Regions from separate parts of the Homo sapiens genome. Here region 1 is linked to region 2. A link is an interaction called in ENCODE POLR2A ChIA-PET data of the cell type or tissue named here. Cell type or tissue: endothelial cell of umbilical vein. All regions are shown on one strand. Links, peaks and the distances in the headings refer to the core of each region. The heading gives the core; the rest is flanking DNA.

Region 1 (5,375 bases), core at 156-5,155, 610 kb before region 2:
TTTCTTTAGAATGGAGACATTTAAAAGAAACTGGTAGACATTTGAAAATATAAGAACCCTTGCTTTACTAAATGTTATGGTTTCTCAAAACCCACTTTTAAAAGTTTTATTATGAAAATTTCAAAGGCATAAAAAAGAGTATAATGAACTCAATGTACACAGTACTCAGCATCTCAACAATAATCAATATATAACATTCTCATAAAACCCATCATTTTTAATGATTTCCTATATTTATTGGAAACATGTACCAGACATTTTTAAAATATCAATACTTTAATATGATCACTAAACAACAAAGTGGAAGTACTCATTGTTTGGTATCAACAACTATTACCAAAGACAATAAAATAAAGCCTTTAGCCTTGATAACAACTAGTAAACTTAAATGTACTTTTGTTTTTACAACGCTTAATTTTCCTAAGAAAATAAAATTAAAGACAATATATTTGGCATTCACTAAAAACAGCAATCAATGCAAAAACATTTTTAAAACAATGACTAAACATATTAGGGCTCCAGCTCTGATAAGCACATAGTCAACAGATTTCTAAACTGTTAACTATGTTACCCCATTACAACTCATCAATATATGATCTAAGATTTGAATAAAATTAGAAATCTCAGCCTCTTATATCAGTAACTGCCCATTATCCTCCTGTGGTGATGGGGTCCTGGCAAGGGGTGAGACTGTCCATAATGGGAAGACAGAGAATCCCCTATGACGTTCCAGCTTCCTATGTGGGGAGACAGCTACACCATGAGACAGGAAGAGCAAAAAGGTTTTTCCTTCTTTTTTAGAGACAGGTTCTTGCTCTGAAGCCTAAGCTGGAGTGCAGTGGTTCAATGCAGCCTGAAACTCCTGGGTTCAGGGATTCCTCTTGCCTCAGTCTCCCGAGTAGCTAGGACTGCTGTGCCACCATACTCCACTAATTTTTGTTTACGCGATCTCAGCTCGCTGCAACCTCCACCTCCAGGGCTCAAGCAATTCTCATGCTTCAGCCTCCTGAGCAGCTGGGACTACAGGCACGTGCCACCATGGCTGGCTAATCTTTTGTATTTGAGTAGAGATGGGGTTTCACCATGTTGGCCAGGATGGTCTCGAACTCCTGAGCTCAGGCATTCTGCCCGCCTTGGCTTCTCAAAGTGTGGGATTACAGGCATGAGCCACCATGCCCGGCTCAATTTTTGTTTACTTTTTGTAGAAGCAGGATCTCGTTCTTTTGCCCAGGCTATGTTTTTGTTTTTTTAAGTGACAGTATCTATGTTGCCAAGGATGGAGTGTTTAGATGACAGTACTTTAAAGAGAAATTAGCTTCTAGGGTAGAAGTTCTGTCATCAGCCTTTCTTATTTTTTTTTTTTTCAAAAGCACTTGGCTACAGAACATTTTGCCTTATATACTTCCTATTAGGCATCCTAATATAATGAATTTACTATAATGGCATAGAAGCCAGGGGTGCTAAGTTCTACTGTTCCTCTATTACTACTACCCTGTGTTAAGTGATAAATCTTGACTTCAGGCTCTGTTGCTTGTATTAAACATTTCTCATTCAGGCCAGGCCCAGTGTCTCACACCTGTAATCCCAGCACTTTGGAAGGCCAAGGTGGGCAGATCACCTGAGGTCGGGAGTTCAAGACCAGCCTGACCAACATGAAGAAACCCTGTCTCTACTAAAAATACAAAATTAGCCAGGCATGGTGATGCATGCCTGTAATCCCAGCTACTTGGGAGGCTGAGGCAGGAGAATTGCTTGAACCTAGGAGGCGGAGGTTGCAGTGAGCCGAGATGGCGCCACTGCATGCCAGCCTGGGTGACAAGAGCAAAACTCCATCTCAAAAAAAAAAAATTATTCACACTGCTAAGCACGGCCTCCTTTTTTTTTTTTTGAGATAGACTTTCACTCTTCGCCAAGGCTGGAGTGTAATGGCGCAATCTCAGCTCACTGCAACCTCTGCCTCCCAGATTCAAGTGATTCTCCTGCCTCGGCCTCCCAAGCAGCTGGGATTACAAGTGTCTGCCACCACGCCCGGCTAATTTTTGTATTTTTAGTAGAGACAGGGTTTTGTTATGTTGGCCAGGCTGGTCTCAAACTCCTGACCTCAGGTGATCTGCCCACCTCAGCCTCCCAAAGTGCTGGGATTACAGGCATGAGCTACCACACCCAGCCTGCCTCCTTCTTAAATACTCCTTTCCCTTGGCTTCTATAACTCAGCCCTCCCCTGGTTTTCTTCCTGTGTATCTCTTCTACTTGGCCATTAAATTTGGAGCTCCTTGGGCCTAGCCCACTGACTGACTTATTTCATACTCTCCCCTAGTCAACCTCATCCATATCCATCAATATTGCACACAACTCCAATTAATAGTTCTAGTCCCTACCTCTGTTCTGAGCTCTCATATATCATCTACCTATCAACTTGACATTTCTTAAATGAGTCAAAGGCATATTCAAATCAGAACTCAAAATTATTCCAAGGCTGACAAATCAAGTCCTCTTCTAGGGTTTTCTGTGTCAGGAATTGGCTCCCCTATCCAGCTAGAACGGCCAGAAAACTGGAGATTTCAATGATATCTCCATCTCCCTCACCTCCCTAGCCAATCTATCAAGTGTCTCATGACTTTGTCTACTTCTCTTCACCTCCACCACAACCTAGTCCAGTGCTTCTCAATAAGGGTGCTATTAACATTTTGGGCAGGATAATTCTTTGTAAAGTGGGACTACCTAGGTGCACATATTAGAACATTTAGTATTCCTGCTCCTCCGCCCAGTCATTATGACAACCAAAAATGCCTCCACACATTTTCTTTTTTTTTTTTTTTTTTTTTGAGACAGGGTCTCACTCTTGTCATCTAGGCTAGAGTGCAGAGATGCAATCTCAGCTCACTGCAACCTCTATCTCCCAGGTTCAAGCGATTCTCCAGCCTCAGCCTCCCAAATAGCTGGGATTACAGGAGTGAGCTACCACACCCAGCTAATTTTTGCATTTTTTTGAAGAGACTAGGTCTCACCAGGCTGGTCTCAAACTCCTGAGGTCAAAGTGATCCACCCGCCTCAGCCTCCCAAAGTGCTGGGATTAAAGGCGTGAGCCGCAGCGCCGGGCCACCTCTACACATTTTCAAATGGTCTAGTGGAAGGAGCAATTCCACCTCCAGTTGAGAACCACTGCAATAACTTCCAAAACTTGTCCCTATAGTCATTCTATCCCCCATTTGTTTTCCCCACTGCATAAAGGTCCTTTCAAAGTATATATCTAATAACGACATGGTCCTTTAATGACTCTGTAGCAGAAATGACTCTGTAGCAAAAAGGCTTCGCTCTCCCCAAATATCCATTTTTCCTGTCTTCCTCCATAAAAGAAAACCTGAATATCAGCTGGGCACATAGACACTTAGGTAAAGACTACATTTCTTATTTCCCTTGTAGCTAGGTGTGGCCACTGACTGTTAAGATATAAAAGGAAGAAGTGTGTGCAGTTTCCGTGTGCCCTACCTGCTGACTGGCACACTGATGTGACTGCTTAGAGCAGGAAAACCATCTTATGCCACAAGGTGGAAATTGCATGAAAAGCATGAGAGAGCAACAAGACCGAGGGAGCTTGGGGCCCTGGTAATGAAGAACCCACCACACCAATCCCGAATGTCCCACATTTACGAGAAAAATAAACAAACTTTTATTGTATTTAAACCTCTGTTGTTTGGGTTCTCAGTTACTCTTATTCTAATCGAATCCTAACACTGCTTCCTAGTTTTCTTAAGATAAAGGCAAAAATAAACTTTTATTTATGCCATTGTTGATGAGTTTTCAGTGACTCTCAACCAAATCTAATCCTATCCAATACAACTCCCTACTGCTCTTAGGATAAACAAAGACCCTCAACATGGCCCAAAAACCTGCCTATCCTTTTTTTTCAATGCCTTCACTTTAACAATAGAACCTGCCTACTGTTCCAGTCCCTAACCAATTCCCAGCTTCATAGTATACCACACCCCCATCCCATTCTCTGCTCCAGCTACCCTGGCCATCTTTCAGCCTCTGTACCTACCAGGATCCTTCCCACCAGAGAGCTTTTACACATGCTTTTCCCTCTTCTCTTCATCTGGTTAACTCCTACCTAATCTTCAGATCTCAAATCTCACTTCAAGTATCATTTCCTCTGGAAGCCTTCTCTGACTTCTCCAGCTAGATCAAACCCCACATTTTAAGTTCTCATAGCCTCAGGTACCTCTCCTTCACAACGTACTTTTTAAGTTGCAGTCTTACATTTTTGTGGTTACAGATGTGAAAACATATGCACGCACACACACACACTACGTATGTGTGTATATATATATATGTAAAAATTTACATACTTCTCAAAGAATGACTTTGCTTCATTCTCATGTTGATTGTAGACTAGCTCCAAGTACATGTGCACAAACAGAGGATAAAAAAGTTGGGACAACTCTGCCCGATGGCAGTCCAGGGAACATTCAATGAAGTGTTTCAGTCCACTATAGTATTCTTCATACATTGTGGGATCTCCTTGTTGGTTGTAGGCTGACAACACGGCACTGACATCTGGCTGGTCTTCCACAGCAACACTTCCAACTATTTAAAAAACAAAAAACTTTTAAGAAAATGACCTATTATGACCATGTGACTATGGCTGTATTGTTAAAGCCCACAGGTGAGTTGTTTCTCAGACTGTTGTCTCTTTCTTCCCACTGTCTCTTCCTCAACACAATCACATAATCTTTTTTTTTTTTTTTTGAGAGGGAGTCTGGCTCTGTCGCCAGGCTGGAGGGCGGTGGGGAGATCTCGGCTCACTGCAACCTCCACCTCGCAGGCGAGTGTCTTGCCTCGGCCTCCCAAGTAGCTGGGACTACAAGCGTGTGCCACCATGCCCAGCTAATTTTCATATTTTCAGTAGAGACAGGGTTTCACCATGTTGGCCAGGATGGTCTTGATATCTTGACCTTGTGATCCTCCCGCCTCGGCCTCCCAAAGTGTTGGAATTACAGGCATGAGGCACCACACCTGGCCCACGTAGTCTTTTTTTTTTTTCTTTTTAAGATGGAGTTTCACTCTTGTCGCCCAGGCTGTAGTGCAATGCACAATCTCGGCTCACTGCAACCTCCCCATCTCGGGTTCAAGCGATTCTCCTGCCTCAGCCTCCTAAGTAGCTGGGATTACAGGCATGCACCACTATGCCCAGCTAATTTTTGTATTTTTAGTAGAGACGGGGTTTCACTATGTTGACCAGGCTAGTCTCAAACTCCTGACCACAAGTGATCCACCTGCCTCCCAAAGTGCTGGGATTACGAGTATGAGCCGCCGGGTGCGGTGGCTCCCGCCTGTAATCCCAGCACTTTGGGAGGCTGAGACAGGTGGATCAC
Region 2 (5,375 bases), core at 309-5,308:
GGACAGTAACTGCCAGGCTTCTAGGGTAGGAGATAATCTCCAGGCGTAAGGCCATTTTATTTCCAGGAGCTTTGAGCAGAGGCTGCTGGGCAGACACAGAATGTCTAAGATAAGAGATCTTTCTTATCTTTCTCCGGTTTGGGCACGCACCCATTTAAATGCCTCAGAGTTCTAACTCAAGAAAGGAGAGAATGAATACTAACTCAAACCTCAAACCAACATGAGTGTCACAACAAAAGTTAAACTGAGACATCTTCATGTCATGGGTGTGAGGCTAGGCATTAACAAAAGAATCCTGAAGTAATAATTTTGGGGAATGCAAGGGGATAAATCCCAAACCCAGAACTCTGCCAGGCAGAAACACTATAGGTTGCTTAACTGCTAGAAACCAAGAACACTAGCTTTATCTATGTCCTGGGGCTGGACAAAGGCAGGCATGTAGCAGGCCTGCTGAGGCAAGAAAACACACACCTCTCCTGCTTCTGGGCAGGACAAGGCGTTTTACAAGTCACAGAGCTTATCTCTTCCACAAGGTATCTATAAAAACCCATGGTGCTTTCCTACTACTGAGTCTTTCAGGAAAGAGAGTTAGGTAAACGGTTCTTAACTGCAGTATGTAATCCTTTGCTAAACATCAAATCATGTATTTCAGAGAGGGAAGATTCCAACAGATGGTGACATCTCATATTTTACACAGTGACGTTAGGTAACTCGTTCAAGGACACACACCTAATAGGCAGTGCAGCCAGAATCTCAACCAGGTCTGTATGACTCCAAAATGGCTTGGACACATATGCAGATAGGATTTTGATATTAATCGTCACTTCCCCCTTACTTGTGACCTGATATTTACAGTTGCATCCAGTCCACCCAGGATGTGCTGTGGGGATAACAAAGATGTACTGTTGGATGAATCAGTCTTGCCCTGGAGGATTTATTTAGTTAGTTACACAGAAACAAACATACGCACTCTATGATAAACATGGTGAGGCGAGGGACAAACACAGTCACACAAGAGGAGCTCAAAGAAGAGATGCTGGATGATCCTCTCAGCTTCCAGTAAAAAAAAAAAAAAGAAAGAAAAAAGAAAACAAAGAAGGGATGCTGTTGAGGGACAGAATGGCCAAAGAAGGTTTTTGTTTTCAAAGAAAATTTTATCAAGAGCTGAACACAGTGGTTCCCCAACACTTCAGGAGGCTGATGTGGGATGATCACTTGAGGCCAGGATTTCAAGACCAGCCTGAGCAACATAGGGAGACCCTGTTTCTACAAAAATTAAGAAATTAGCCAGGCATGGCGGCGTACACCTTGTAGGTTCAGCTACTCAGTAGGCTGAGGCAGGAGGATCACTTGAGCCCAAGAAGTTGAGGTTGTAGTGAGCTGTGATTATACCACTGCACTCTAGCCTGGGTATCAGAGTGAGACCTTTTCTCTTGAAAAACAAACGAGGCCAAGCGCAATGGCTCAAGCCTGTAATCTCAGCACTTTGGGAGGCTGAGGCAGGTGGATCACGAGGTCAGGAGATCAAGACCATCCTGGCTAACACGGTGAAACCCCGTCTCTACTAAAAAATACAAAAAATTAGCCGGGCGTGGTGGCAGGCACCTGTAGTCCCAGCTACTTGGGAGGCTGAGGCAGGAGAATGGCATGAACCCGGGAGGTGGAGCTTTCAGTGAGCCGAGATCACACCACTGCACTCCAGCCTGGGGGACAGAGCGAGACTCTGTCTCAAAAAAAAAAAAAAACTGGCCGGGCGCGGTGGCTCACGCCTGTAATCCCAGCACTTTGGGAGGCCGAGGCGGGTGGATCATGAGGTCAGGAGATCGAGACCATCCTGGCTAACAAGGTGAAACCCCGTCTCTACTAAAAATACAAAAAAAAATTAGCCGGGCGCGGTGGCGGGCGCCTGTAGTCACAGCTACTGGGGAGGCTGAGGCAGGAGAATGGCGTTGAACCCGGGAAGCGGAGCTTGCAGTGAGCCGAGATTGCGCCACTGCAGTCCGCAGTCCAGCCTGGGCGACAGAGCGAGACTCCGTCTCAAAAAAAAAAAAAAAAAAAAAAAAACAAAAAACTAATGCCAGGCGCAATGGCTCAAGCACTTTAGGAAGCCAAGGTGGGTGGAACATCTGAGATCAGGAGTTCAAGACCAGCCTGGCAAACATGGCAAAACCAGCCTCTACTAAAAATATAAAAATTAGCCGGGCATGGTGGCACATGCCTGTAAACTCAGCTACTTGGGAGGCTGAGGCAGGAGAACGAATCGCTTGAACCCAGGAGGCGGAGGTTGCAGTGAGCCGAGATCATGCCAATGCATGTCAGCCTGGGCAACAGAGCAAGAATTCGTCTCAAAAAGCAAACAAACTAAAAAACCCCAAAGAGATGGATACTGAAATAATACGTAGGGTTTCAGTGGATAAAATGAGCACACTACGCAGAGCAGAGCATGAATAAAAGTATGGAAACAAGGACGCATGGGGCATACGTCCAAAGGCAGAAAAAGATGACGCAAAGATTAGTTGGGGGTAGAATGTCAAGGCCCTACACATGTACACATCTAATGAGTGAGTATCTTTGACCAGCACAGTTTTTCTTTCTGATGATTACAGTAGCAGCATGAATATCAAATATAGGAATTTCTATTTTAGTGGAGTATTTTAGGCCCTCATTTTGCTTGTTTGATATTTACTACTAAAATATGGTCAATCTTGGAGTTGATTTTGTTTTATTGCAGAGGTTGGGGGAGGTGGAAGGAAGATACAGATGAGAACTTTGGGGCTTTCCCAGTCATTGACCTCAACCTCACAGAATCCTGCTCTCGGTCTCCAAAGTGGGCCAGAAAGAGTCCTAGGTTCCTGACTCCACCCCATGTCATTGGTGCAGCCTCAGTCTTTTATTTTTTTTGAGAGACAGGGTCTCATTATGTTGCCCTGGCTGGGGTGCAGTGGCTACTTACAGGGGCCATCATAATACACTGCAGCCTCAAAATCCTGGGTTCAAGTGAGCCTCCCACCTCAGGCTCCTGAGTAACTGGGACTACAGGCATGTGCCACTGCACCCAGCTTTAAATGGAAAGAAATAAAAGTAGCAGAAGCTGAAACTGGTTTGCAACAGCTTCCTAAGGTTTCTGCCTCTTGCCTCCCCACCCCCCAAACAAGAAAATCATTTTGTTGTTGACAATCACTGCAGAAATATTTATTACTTTCGTAGGCTGCACAACAATTCGCTGCCATCTCCAGAATGTGCAGGGGTCTCTGAAACTCAACACTGTCAGTGGGCCTTCACCAATAGTTAATGGGCTCTCACTGGATCTGCAACTTGAGCTTCATCAAGTACAAAGTAGCCTTGTTTGTTTTCATATCAAAATGCTAGGTTCGTGTTTTTCCTACCCTGGAAACAGTTTAACCCCAACCATACTGGCAAGTAGCCAAGAATTACATGAAAATCAGCAGGCTGCAGCTCATAGCTATCTCCAGATACATTTCATGCCTCCTCACAATTGCTCTCCAAACCAAAGATCGGAATAAGAACAAAAGGAGGGATGTAGATCACACCAACTACATGAAACACACTCAGATGAAATTTGTTTTTTGCTTTTTTTTTTTTTGAGACAGAGTCTCGCTCTGTCGCTCAGGCTGGAGTGCAGAGGCGCAATCTCGGCTCACTGCAACCTCCGCCTCCTGAGTTCAAGCAATTCTCCTGCTCAGCCTCCCAAGTAGCTAGGACTACAGGCTCGTGCCACCATGCCCAGCTAATTTTTGTATTTTCAATAGAGACATGGTTTCACCATGTTGGCCAGGCCGGCTTTTTGTTTTTGAGACAGGATCTTGCTCTGTCACCCAAGCTGGACTGCAGTGGTGCGATCATGGCTCACTGTAGCCTCCAACCTCGCAGGCACAAGCAATCCTCCCACCTCAGCCTCCCAAGTAGCTGAGACTACAGGCGTTTACTACAATGCCCAACTTATTTTTTTTCCTTTTTTTTTTTTTTTTTTTTTGAGACAGAGTTTCGCTCTTGTTGCCCAGGCTGGAGTGCAATGGTGCGATCTCAGCTAACTGCAACCTCCGCCTCCCGGGTTCAAGAAATTCTCCTACCTCAGCTTCCTGAGTAGCTGAGATTACAGGCATGCGCACCATGCCCAGCTAATTTTTGTATTTTTAGTAGAGATGGGGTTTTTCCATGTTGGTCAGGCTGGTCTCAAACTCCCGACCTGAGGTGATCCGCCTGCCTCGGCCTCCCAAAGTGCTGGGATTACAGATGTGAGCCACTGCACCTGGCCCTGGCTAATTTTTTTTAATCTTTATAGAGGCAGGGTCTTCCTATGTTGCCAAGGCTGGTCTCGAACTCCTAGGTTCAAGTGATCCTCCTGCCTCGGCCAGATGTAATTTGGAAAGAGAACCATTAGGAAAATTAAGCTTCCAGGTCTCCACCAATCTGATTTCATCTTTCACTGTTATTTAAACTTTGGGTGAGATAAAGAGAGACATGGTCTATATTAAGTGGGAATGTGGGTACAATGGTGGCTGACCCAAGAAAAAGGCTAACAGCAAGGTCATTTTATGACAGACATCTCAACTCTCTCTGAGTCCTTAGAAGCAGTTCTGGGTGCTCTAAGCATTCTCACTGTCCAGAAAGCAATCATCTTGGTTGTGCTTTTATAGGAAAATCCACTCACTTCTTACATGCAACTCATAAACTCAACAAAGCCATTTCACACTTTATGTTTTAGATATTTCTTCTCAGCCCTACCTTCTCCTCTAAAGTAAGCAACTTAGGGGTAAGATGTGAAACGTTCACTTCCATATCCCTCACAGGACCAAGCACGATGCCTTGCACAAAGCAGGCCCTCAAGAAAAGATCGTCACATGAATGAAGAGATAAAGACGTGACTAAAGAGAGGATCCTGGCTGGGTGTGGTGGCACATGCCTGTAATGCCAGCACTTTGGGAGGCCAAGGAGGGTGGATCACTTGAGCCCAGGAGTTCGAGACCAGTCTGGCAACATGGCAAAACTCCATCTCCACAAAAAAAATACAAAAATTAGTCGGGCGTGATGGCACATGACTGTAGTCCTAGTTGCTGGGGAGGGTGAGGTAGGAGGATCAACTGAGTGTCCAGGGAGGTTGAGGCTGCAGTGAGCTGTGATCACACCACTGCACTCCAGCCTGTGCAAGATCCTGTCTGGAAAAAAAAAGGATCATAAAAATGAAGCTAAAATATAGCTGAATCCCTAAACATTAGTGCTGGTAACACCTGCCTGGTCATAGAAACCTGACAAACAGCTAAGAGGTCAGAAGAGCACCTGCATGTTCTCCAAGCTCATGAAGTCTGATGCGGCAAAGCCTCCGTGTGTCTCATTATCTGTACATCTCTCATTTC

Evidence for each region. Peaks named below come from ENCODE experiments on the same cell type or tissue, not always from the same donor. Only the 100,000 strongest peaks of a DNase experiment are listed, where the experiment ranks them.
Region 1: POLR2A ChIA-PET joins it to region 2 with 8 read pairs; 2 of 35 experiments call an interaction of 5 or more read pairs at or near these places.

The regions. Positions count from the first base shown.
Region 1 is chr10:103,372,570-103,377,944 of GRCh38, reverse strand. TAF5 (TATA-box binding protein associated factor 5) reads right to left here. Exons shown (of 11, transcript NM_006951.5): 2 at 4,350-4,587. Among named protein-coding and RNA genes, the nearest start is that of TAF5, 7.3 kb to the right of the region's middle. In endothelial cell of umbilical vein, for the core only: no CTCF peak of the experiment used is centred there; no DNase peak of the experiment used is centred there.
Region 2 is chr10:102,765,061-102,770,435 of GRCh38, reverse strand. The region is part of intron 1 of WBP1L (WW domain binding protein 1 like); the gene reads right to left. Among named protein-coding and RNA genes, the nearest start is that of WBP1L, 24 kb to the right of the region's middle. In endothelial cell of umbilical vein, for the core only: no CTCF peak of the experiment used is centred there; a DNase peak (open chromatin) is centred at 3,395.